Regions from separate parts of the Homo sapiens genome. Here region 2 is linked to region 1. A link is an interaction called in ENCODE POLR2A ChIA-PET data of the cell type or tissue named here. Cell type or tissue: Panc1. All regions are shown on one strand. Each heading gives the region's core, and the rest is flanking DNA. Links, peaks and the distances in the headings are about the cores only.

Evidence for each region. Peaks named below come from ENCODE experiments on the same cell type or tissue, not always from the same donor. Only the 100,000 strongest peaks of a DNase experiment are listed, where the experiment ranks them.
Region 2: POLR2A ChIA-PET joins it to region 1 with 7 read pairs; 1 of 35 experiments calls an interaction of 5 or more read pairs at or near these places.

What each region holds. Positions count from the first base shown.
Region 1 is chr19:38,959,584-38,964,956 of GRCh38, forward strand. All of the region lies in intron 1 of FBXO17 (F-box protein 17), which reads right to left. Among named protein-coding and RNA genes, the nearest start is that of FBXO17, 13 kb to the right of the region's middle. In Panc1, for the core only: no CTCF peak of the experiment used is centred there; a DNase peak (open chromatin) is centred at 2,748; H3K27ac peaks cover 342 bases.
Region 2 is chr19:40,162,921-40,168,293 of GRCh38, forward strand. No RefSeq gene overlaps it. Among named protein-coding and RNA genes, the nearest start is that of MAP3K10, 26 kb to the right of the region's middle. In Panc1, for the core only: no CTCF peak of the experiment used is centred there; DNase peaks (open chromatin) are centred at 761, 971 and 2,651; H3K4me3 peaks cover 371 bases.

The DNA.
Region 1 (5,373 bases), core at 66-5,065:
TTCTATAAAAGGTTTGCTAAAAATGAGCTGGGTACCATGGCTTATGCATGTCATCCCAGCACTTTGGGAGGCTGAGGTGGGAGGATCGCTTGAACCCGGGGGTTCGAGACCAGCCTGGGCAACACAGTGAAACCCCATCTCTAAAAAAGTAAACATTAAAAAATTAGCTGGACCTGGTGGTGTACACTTGTAGTACCACATACTCGGGAGGCTGAGGTGAGAGGATTGCTTGTGGCCAGGAGTTCAAGGGTACAGTGAGCTATGATTGCACTACTGCATTCCAGCCTGGGTGACAGAGTGAGACTCTGTCTCCAAAAACAAACAAATAAAAAACACCACCACCACTACCAAAACAGAACACATACCCAAAACCCTCAACGTTTGCTAAAAATGATGAAAACAAGAAAAACAGATATGGCAGTCCATGGAAAGGAACAAAAAGATGTCCAAAAACTTTCCTCAAAGCCATCAAACAAAAGATGTTACTATTTTAAAATAGAAGAATCTGTGAAAATGATTAAGAGTTAGCTTATAAGTATCTCCTCAGCAGATTCTCAAATTGTATAGTTTTTTTGAGGCCAGAGACCTTTTTATACTGACTGGAAAATTCTGCACAAAAAATACCTCTGTGAATCATGATACCAGTTTGTTTTTGGTCTGTCCAGAGTATAATTTTGCCAGAGTATATTTATAATAAGCCATTATTCCTTTTTTTTTTTTATGGCTCTGGGGACTGGGATCAGCTATGCGGTCCTCACTTAGGGAACTTGTGCCTTTGCCGTCAGATGGTGGATGGGGCTGGGTCATCTGAGGCTTCTTCCATCCTAGTCTAGCAGCTGAAGTGAGGAGACCCGAACAGCTGGCGCTCCTTAGACATTTCTCTCTATTTTCACCTGGTCTGTCCAGCTACTTTCGGAAACAAACCAAATAATATCTTTTTTTTGAGACAGAGTCTCGCTCTGTCCCCCAGGCTAGAGTGCAGTGGCACGATCTCGGCTCACTGTAACCTCCGCCTCCCAGATTCAAGGGATTCTCCTGCCTCAGCCTCTCGAGTAGCTGGGATTACAGGTGCGTGCCACCCACACCGGCTAATTTTTGTATTTTTAGTGAAGACAGGGTTTCACATGTTGGCCAGGCTGGTCTTGAACTCCTGACCTCAGGTGAACCACCTGCCTCGGCCTCCCAAAGTGCTGGGACTACAGGCATGAGCCCCTGCACCCGGCCACTTTTTTTTTTTTTTTGATATGGAGTCTTGCTCTGTCGCCCAGGCTGGAGTGCAACGGCATGATCTCCGCTCACTGCAACCTCCGCCTCCCAAGTTCAAGCAATTCTCCTGCCTCAGCCTTCTGAGTAACTGGGATCACAGGTGCGCACCACCACGCCAGGCTGATTTTTTGTATTTTTAGTAGAGACGGGGTTTCACTGTGTTGGCCAGTCTGGTCTCGAACTCCTGACCTCAAGTGATCCTCCCGCCTTGGCCTCCTAAAGTGTTGGGATTACAGGCGTGAGCCACTGCGCATGGCCCAGATAATATACTTTCATCTTCAAGGTTCATTGTATTGAACGGGTTTTACTAACACAGCAGCAGCCTCAATTAACTGTGTTCATTTTATAAAGTATTATTTTTACTTTATTAGTTAAGTTTTATTAATTGTATCTGTTTAAAATGTAGCAATTTTATTTCAATTGATTTTAAATCTTTTTTTTTTTGAGATGGCGTCTTACTCTGTCACCCAGGCTGGAGTGCAGTAGCATGATCTCAGCTCACTGCAATCTCTTCCTCCCAAGTTCAAGCAATCCTTCCGCCTCAGCTTCCCAAGTAGCTGAGATTACAAGCGTGCGCCACCACACCCAGCTAATTTTTATATTTTCAGTAGTGATGGGATTTCACATGTTAGCTAGGCTGGTCTCAAACTCCTGACCTCAGGTGATCCACCCAACTCGGCCTCCCAAAGTGCTGCGATTACAGGTGTGAGCCACCGCTCCCAGCCGATATGGAACATTTCTATTGCCCCAAAAGGTTTATCCCTTCCCAGCCAACCTCCCTACTCCCACCCAAAGTCAACTACTATTCTGTTTTGTTTTGTTTTGTTTTTGAGACGTAGTATTGCTCTGTCCTCCAGGCTGGAGTGCAGGGGCGCGATTTCGGCTCACTGCAACCTCCGCCTTCCGGGTTCAAGAGATTTTTTCTACTTCAGCCTCCGGAGTAGCTGGGATTACAGGTGCGCACCACCACACCCGGCTAATTTCTGTATTTTTAGTAGAGACAGGGTTTCACCATGTTGGCCAGGCTGGTCTTGAACTCCTGAGCTCAAGTGATCCGCCTGCGTCGGCCTCCCAAAGTGCTGGGATTACAGGCGTGAGCCACCGTGCCCGGCTTCTTTCTGTTACTATAAATTCAATTTTTCTTTTCTATAATTTCACGTAAATGGAATCATATAGAGTGTCGGCTATCAACCTACGACCTCATTGTTCTAAGCTGCGAAACTGGAGTTTGGTTCTAGCCCACCCAGGGACGCTGTTAAAAAAAAAAAAAAAAAAAAAAGCTCCGGGAACGGTGGCTTACGCCTGCCTCCTGCCTGGACAAGAAGAGCGAAACTTCGTCTCAAAAAAAAAAAATAAAAAAAAATAAATAATAATTGGAGTTTGGCCCTTTAAATCTTCTTCCTTTGCTGACTGACATGATGCTAAGTTTTTTTCAGTAGAGGGCGCTGGAGAGACGTTGTAGGAGGAAAGGGTTTGGCTTCCAGTTTCCAGACTTGGCTCCTGCAGGGCAGCTACTCCTGCAGCGAGCATGCTTCTCCAGCCTCTGACTCCTACATGCGTGCGGTTTCTTTAGTGTCAGGAAGTTTCTCTGGCACATGGCTCCTGAAATATGGCAGTCAGCAGCACCCACCTCAGCTGAGACACTTCCCTGTCAGCTGCTCTCCCCACCATCTTACTGAATGGACTTCTGCCGCATTCTACTGGTGCCGCACCATAGGGATGCCTTTGTCCTTCGGTGAGCCATGGCCAAGACTACTCCAGCAAGGTCGGGGTCTCAGCCTGGGGCTCTCATCTTTCTCGGGCTATCTTAGACTTAGGAGGAGTGGCTGCTCCTTGTATCTGCTATTTCTTTCTTTCTTTTTTCTTTTTCTTTCCTTTTTTTTTTGAGATGGAGTCTCTCTCTGTCACCCAGGCTGGAGTGCAGTGGCAAGATCTCGGCTCACCGCAACCTCTGCCTCCTGGGTTCAAACTATTCTCCTGCCTCAGCCTCCTTGAGTAGCTGGGACTACAGGCACACGCCACCACGCCCAGCTACTTTTTGTAGTAGGGACGGGGTTTCACCATGTTGGCCAGGATGGTCTCGATCTCTTGACCTCGTGATCCACCTGCCTTGCCTCCCAAAGTGCTGGGATTACAGGTGTGAGCCATTGTGCCCAGTCTATTTCTACATTCGTTAGCATTCTCTTTATTTCTTAGTAACCAGTTCCTCTTACTCAAATCCCCTATCATAGTTAACAATTCTGTATATTAAACAATCGCTGTTTAAATTACTGTGTGGTTTGTCTCCTGGTTGGATCCTGACTGATACACACAGTATGTGTCTCCTTGTGAAGAAGTCATCTGGGCCAGGCACAGTGGCTCATGCCTGTAATATTCCTTGAGTTGTAGGCATGGCTTAGGGTTATTTGTCCTCTCCTTCAGCATAATGTCCGTGTGATTCACTCATACTTTTTTTTTTTTTTTGAGGCAGGGTCTCACTCTGTTGCCCAGGCTGGAGGGCAGTGGCGCCATCATAGCTCACTGCTGCCATGACCTCCCAGGCTCAAGCAATCCTCCCATCTCAGCCTCCCAAGTAGCTGGGACCACAGGTGCACCCCACCATGCCTGGCTAATTTTTAAATTTTTTTTGAGACAGGGTCTTGCTATGTTGCCCAGGCTAGCCTTGAACTCCTGGGCTCAGCGATCTTCCCAGCTTGGCCTCCCAAATTGCTGGGATTACAGGCATGAGCCACCGCGCTTGGCCCATCCACTTGTTGTGTATCAATCAGTAGTCTATTCCTTTTTATTGCTGGGTAATAGTCCACTGAACACATAATCTACAACCTGTTTATCCACTCAGTATGATGGACATTTGGGTTGTTTCCAGCTTAGGGGTATTATGAATAAGGCTGCTATGAATATTCATGTACAAGTGTTTGTGTGGACATATGTTTTCTTTGCTTTTTTTTTTTGGAGACAGAGTCTTGTTCTATCACCAAGGCTGGAGTGCAGTGGTGCAATCTCGGCTCACTGCAACATCCACCTCCCGGGTTCAAGCAGTTCTCCTGCCTCAGCCTCCCAAGTAGCTGGGATTACAGGTGTGCGCCACCACACCTAGTTAATTTTTGTATTTTTAGTAGAGACAGGGTTTCACCATGTTGGCCAGGCTGGTCTCAAACACCTGACCTCAAGTGATCTGCCTGCCTCGGCTTCCCAAAGTGCTGGGATTGTAAGAGTGAGCCATCGTGTCCAGCCATTTTCATTGCTCTTGAGTAGATACTTAGGAGTAGAATTTTTGAGTCACATGGCAGGTGTATATTTAACGTTACAAGAAAATGCCCAGCAGTTTTCCAGCATGATTGTGCCATCTGCATTCCCAAAAATTCTATATGCATTGCAGTTGCCAGCACCTGGTATTGGTATTGTCAATCTTATAAAAAGTTTACACAGAATGGTTTCCTTTTCATACCTTCAGGATACTTTCCTCTACCCGATTCTCCCTTATTAATTTTTGTTTGTTTGTTTGAGACGGAGTCTCACCCTGTCACCCAGGCTGGAGTGCAGTGGCGTGATCTCGGCTCACTGCAACCTCTGCCTCCCAGGTTCAAGCGATTCTCCTGCCTCAGCCTCCCATCCCTTATTAATTTTTAACTATTTTAGCCAGGCATGGTGGCTTATGCCTGTAATCCCAACATTTTGGGAGAATGAGGCAGGGGGATTGCTTGAGGCCAGGAGTTCCAGACCAGCCTGGGCAACATAGCAAGACCTCCATCTCTACAAAATATAAAATTAACCAGACATGGTTGCAAGCGCCTGTAGTCCCAGCTACTCGGGAGGCTGAGGTGGGAGGAGTGCTTGAGCTCAGGAGGTGGAGGCTGCAGTGAACTATGATCACACCACTGTGCTCCAGCCTGGGTGACAGAGTGAGACCCCATTTCAAAGAAAAAAAGAAAAGAAAAAAAAATTGCATGCAGCCCCTGGGAAGTGTGGATGCTGCTGGTGTTACTGAGTAAAGCCCTCCCCATCTGGCATCCGGGAGTGAGCTCCCAGCACAAAGACTGTTTTTGTCCCTGCTAACATGAACAAGTGCTGTCCACAGAACACAGAGTTCACAGTCATCCATCCAAC
Region 2 (5,373 bases), core at 251-5,250, 1.2 Mb after region 1:
GCCGTTTTGAAGTCTACAACTCAGTGGGTTTTCATGTATTCACAATGTTGGGTGACCATCACCACTAACTCAAGCACATTTTCACCACCCTGAAGAGAAACTCTGTACCCATCAGCAGCCACTTCCTGCTTTCCCTTTCCCCCAGCCCCTGGCAACCAATAACCTACTTTATATCTCTATGGATTTGCCTCTCTGAACATTTTATACAACTGGAAGGATACATTTGTCGTGTGTGTGTGTGTGTGTGTGTGTGTGTGTGTGTGTGTGTGTGTGTGTCTGTGTGAGAGAGGGGAGAGGGGAGAGGGAAGGGGGGAGGGGGAGGGGGGAGGGGGGAGAGAGAGAGATGGTCTTGCTATGTTGCCCAGGCTGGTCTCAAGAGTTCAGGCCTCAAACGATCCTCCCACTTCAGCCACCTGAGTCGCCGGGATTACAGGCCCATGCCACCAAGCCCGGCTAATTTTTAAAAAATTTTTTAGAGATATGGTCTCACTACAACATTTATCCTTTAATGTCTGGTTTCATTCGAGGTTCATTCAGATGGCCAAGGCTGCTGTCACTGGGGACCTTCCTGAAGGGACAGCAAATATCATGACCAATAATGCAATCTGCCATACCTTGGCATGACAATACTGTTTCCAGATATTGTCACTATTTCTTCTCCATACTATTTTTTTTTTTTGAGACAGGGTCTTGTTCTATTGTCCAGGCTGAAGTGCAGTGGTACAATCTTGGTTCATTGCAGCCTCAGCCTTCTGGACTCAAGCGATCCTCCCACCTCAGCCTCCTGAGTAGCTGGGACTATAGGTGTGCACCACAAAACCCGGCTAATTTTTCTAGTGTTTTGTTGTTATTGTTGTTTGTAGAGATGGGGTTTTTGCCATGTTGCCCAGGCTACTCTTAGACTCCTGTGCTCAAGCCATCCTCCTGCCTCAGCTACCCAAAGTGCTGGGATTACAGAAGTGAGCCACTGCACCTGGCCTATCCATAGTCTTTGTTGTTTTTTAACCCTGTCCCTTTGAGGTTTATGCTATTGAGCTGTACTGCTTCCACTTCCCCTTAGCAAGCCTCCTAGACAGATCTGTTTTGGGGCTTTTTTTTTCTTTTTTTTTTTTTTTTTTTCTTTGACAGAGTCTTGCTCTGTTGCCACCCTGGAATGCAGTGGCATGATCTTGGTTCACTTCAACCTCCGCCTCCCGGGTTCAAGTGATTCTCCTGCCTCAGCCTTCCAAGTAGCTGGGACTATAGGTGCACACCACCATGCCCAGCTTATTTTTGTATTTTTAGTAGAGACGGGGTTTCACCATGTTGGCCAGGCTGGTCTTGAACTCCCGACCTCGTGATCCACCTGCCTCAGCCTCCCAAAGTGCATGCTGGGATTACAGGCTGAGTCACCGCACCCGGCCTTTTTTTTTTTTTTTTTTTCTTAGAGACAAGGTCTTGCTTGATTGCCCAGGCTGGAGTGCAGTGGTGTAATTACGGCTCACTGCAGGCTTGAACTCCTGGGCTCAAGCAGTTCTCCCATCTCAGCCCCACAAGTGGCTGGGACTACTGGTGCGCACCACCACACCAGGCTAACTTTATAAATTATTATTATTATTATTATTGTAGAGACTAGGTCTCACCTTTTTTTTTTTCCCCCCCAGAAACAAGATCTTGCTCTGTTGTCCAAGCTGTAGAGTTGTGGTGCCATGATAGCTCACTGCAGCCTCAATCTCCTGCGCTCAAGTGATCCTCCCTCCTTGGCCTCCTGAGTAGCTGGAACTAAAGGCACATGCCACCACACCTGGCTAATTTTTATGTTTTGTAGGGATGAAGTCTCGCATGTTGCCCAGGCTGGTCTCAAACTTGAACTCCCAGCCTCAAACAATCCCCTCTCCCCACCAAAGCCTCCCAAAGTGCTGAGATTTCAGGTGTGAGCCAACGCGCTGGGCCAGGTCCTCTTCTCCCTTGCTCTCCACGGTCTACTTGGAAATCTGAGAGTCGGCTGCGTGCAATGGCTCATGCCTGCAATCCCAGCACTTTGGGAGGCCAAGGTGGGCAGATCACCTGAGGTCAGGAGTTCGAGACCGGTCTGGCCAACATGGCGAAACCCCGTGTCTACTAAAAATACAAAAATTCGCCGGGCATGGTGGGTGAGCACCTGTAGTCCCAGCTGCTTGGGAGGCTGAGGCAGGAGAATTGCTTGAACCCGGGAGTCAGAGGTTGCCGTGAGCTGAGATCACGCCATTGTACTCCAGCCTGGGTGACAGAGCAAGACTTGGTCTCAAAAAAAAAAAAAAAAAAGAAAAGAAAAAAAGAAAAGAAAACAAACAAAAAAAAGAAATCCGAGAGTCATCCTTCACTCCTCCCTCTTCCTTACTCCCATAGCAGACCTCTTGGAATATCCTGGAAGTTCTAAGCCTGTCACTTCTCAGTCCCCACAGAAGTCACACTCTCCCAAGCCACCATCATCTCTGGCTTGAATTACTGCTGCAGGAGCCTTCCAAGTCTGGCTCCTACAATTAATTCATGATCCACCCAACAAGCACAGAACGTCAAGTCACTCCTCTCTTAAAATCCCCCATAGCTTCCCGTTTTCCCTTAGGAAGAGTCTAAAACCCTTAACTTTTTCTAGAAGGTTCCTCCAGGAGGTCTCTACTTGCTGTCTCAGCCTCGGACTCTCTGTGCTTCTTCAGCGTCCTGTGCTGGCACTCAATTACTTTAGGGGTTTCATGACACGGTTCTCTCCCTCCCACTCCTTTTCATCCTTAGGGTCTTAGCTTGCTCCCCGAGGCCTCCCCACCCAGTAGTTCTCAGTCCCCGTGTGCCCACAGCGCCCTCTACTGCCCCTTCCCAAACACGCAGCATGGGTGTGTTTGCCCAGCGCCTCTCTGCACACCCAGACTTCAAGCTGCAAGATGGCAAGCACTGCCTCCTCCACTGCTAAGTACCTGGCAAAGCAATTGTAGTCAGTAAATTTTTTTTCCCATTTTTTTTAATTTTTTTTTTTTTTTTTTAGGTAAAGAAAGGCATTTATTAGGTCTGGGCATGGTGGCTCATACCTGTAATCCCAGCACTTTGGGAGGCCAAGGCCAGTGGATCACTTGAGGTCAGGTGTTCAAGACCAGCCTGGCCAACATGGTGAAACCCCATCTCCACTAAAAATACAAAAATTAGCTAGGGGTGGTGGTGCATGGCTGTAATCCTAGCTTCTCTGGAGGCTGAGGAGGGAGAATCGCGTGAACCCAGGAGGCAGAGGCTGTAGTGAGCCGAGATCGCGCCACTGCATTCCAGCCTGGGCGATGGAGGGAGACTCTATCTCAAAAAAAGAAAAAAGAAAAGAAAGGCATTTATTAGAGAAGGCATGAAAATACGTTGCAAGAGTGCAACAGGCAGCACTGCAGAGAAGGGGCTGTCTCCTCTCAGTAAATATTTTTTTCAATTAAAGAATGAGTTTATCATACAAGAAGCCTGGAGAAAAGAAATGGTAAAGGTTGTGAAAGTTGTCAGAGTCAAAATGGAGTCACCAGGCCTGGCACGGTGGCTCAAGCCTGTAATCCCTACACTCTGGGATGCCGAGGAGGGCATATTGAGTTCAGGAGTTCGAGACCAGCCTGGGCAACATAGTAAAAGCCTGTCTCTACTAAAAATACAATTAGCCTAGTGTGGTGGTGCGTGCCTGTAATCCCAGTTTCTCAGGAGGCTGAGGTGGGAGAATCACCTGAGCCTGGGAGGTTGAGGCTGCAGTGAGCTGAGATCATACTGCTGCACATTCCAGCTTGGGAGACAGAGCAAGACCCTGTCTCAAAAAAGAATGGAACTGAAAAAAATAAATAAATAAACCCTGACACGGGAGTTCAAGAACACCCTGGACAACATAGCAAGACCCTGTCCCCCTCCCCCCCAAAAGAAGATGAAGAAAATTAGTTGGATGTGGTAGCACACACCTGTAGTCTCAGTTCAAGGCTGCAGTGAGCTATGATCTGGCCCCTGCACTCCAGCCTGGGTGACAGAGCAAGACTCTGTTTATAAAAAAAAAATTATAAAAATTTTTAAAAAAGAAAACCCTGACAGATAGAGATGGGGAAGGCCATGAAGAGAAGATTCTCAGGGTTGGGTGCCTGATCACAAAAACTATTACAAAAGACTCCAACTCTGCAAAACCCACAACCTTGCATACACCAAAAATACTTCTGCAAGAACATCTTCCCAGCAATTGCCTATCCAACTTCAAACTGGCATCATACCCGTTACTGATCTTTGTAGCCAAGAATAATTATCTCAAAACAATTATGTACTGCTCCTCATTTTTTGTTTAAAAACCTTTGACAGGCCGGGAGTGGTGGCTAAAGCCTGTAATCCCAGCACTTTGGGAGGCCAAGGCGGGCAGATCACTGAGGTTGGGAGTTCAAGACCAGCCTGACCAACATGGAGAAACCCCGCCTCTACTAAAAATACAAAATTAGCCGGGTGTGGTGGCGCATGCCTGTAATCCCAGCTACTCGGGAGGCTGAGGCAGGAGAATCGCTTGAACGTGGGAGGCAGGGGCTGCAGTGAGCTGAGATCGCGCCACTGCAGACTCCAGCCTGGGCCACAAGAGCAAAACTCCGTCTCAAAAAACAAAACAAAACAAAACAAAAAAAGCTTTGTCTCCCTTTGCCTCCCGGAATATACACAGAGTTTACTGTGACAACTGCATTCCTATTGCAATGCTCTGTTCCTGAGTAAATACCTTTTTCTTTTAGAAAAGCTCTGTTATTTAGGTTCACATGATTAATAGATGCAATGGTTAATGATTACTAGATAATTAATATTAATGGATGATTAATAATTGAGTAATAGATGTCATGGATAATAATTATGAATTATGATTAAATTAGCTTCCTGAATGTATTAGTCTACTTGGGTTGCTGTAACAAAATACCTTTGACTGGATAATTTATAAATAATAGAAATTTGGCTGGATCTGGTAGTGTATGCCTGTAATCCCAGCACTTTCGGAGGCCAAAGCAGAAGGATTGCTTGAGGCTGGGAGTTCGAGACCAGCCTGGGCAACATAGCAAGACTCCATCTCTACAAATAAAACATTTTTTAACACTTTGGAAGGCCGAGGCAGGCAGATCACGAGGTGAGGGACCGAGACCATCATGGCCAACATGGTGAAACCCCGTCTCTACTACAAATACAAAAAAAATTAGCTGGGCGTGGTGGTGCATGCCTGTCATCCCAGCTACTTGGGAGGCTGAGGCAGGAGAATCGCTTAAACCCGGGAGACAGAAGTTGCAGTGGGCCGAGATTGCGCCACTGCACTCCAGCCTGACGACAGAGCAAGACTCCACTCTCAAAAAAAAAAAAAAAAAAAAAAAATTAAATTAGCCAGCCATGGTGGCATGA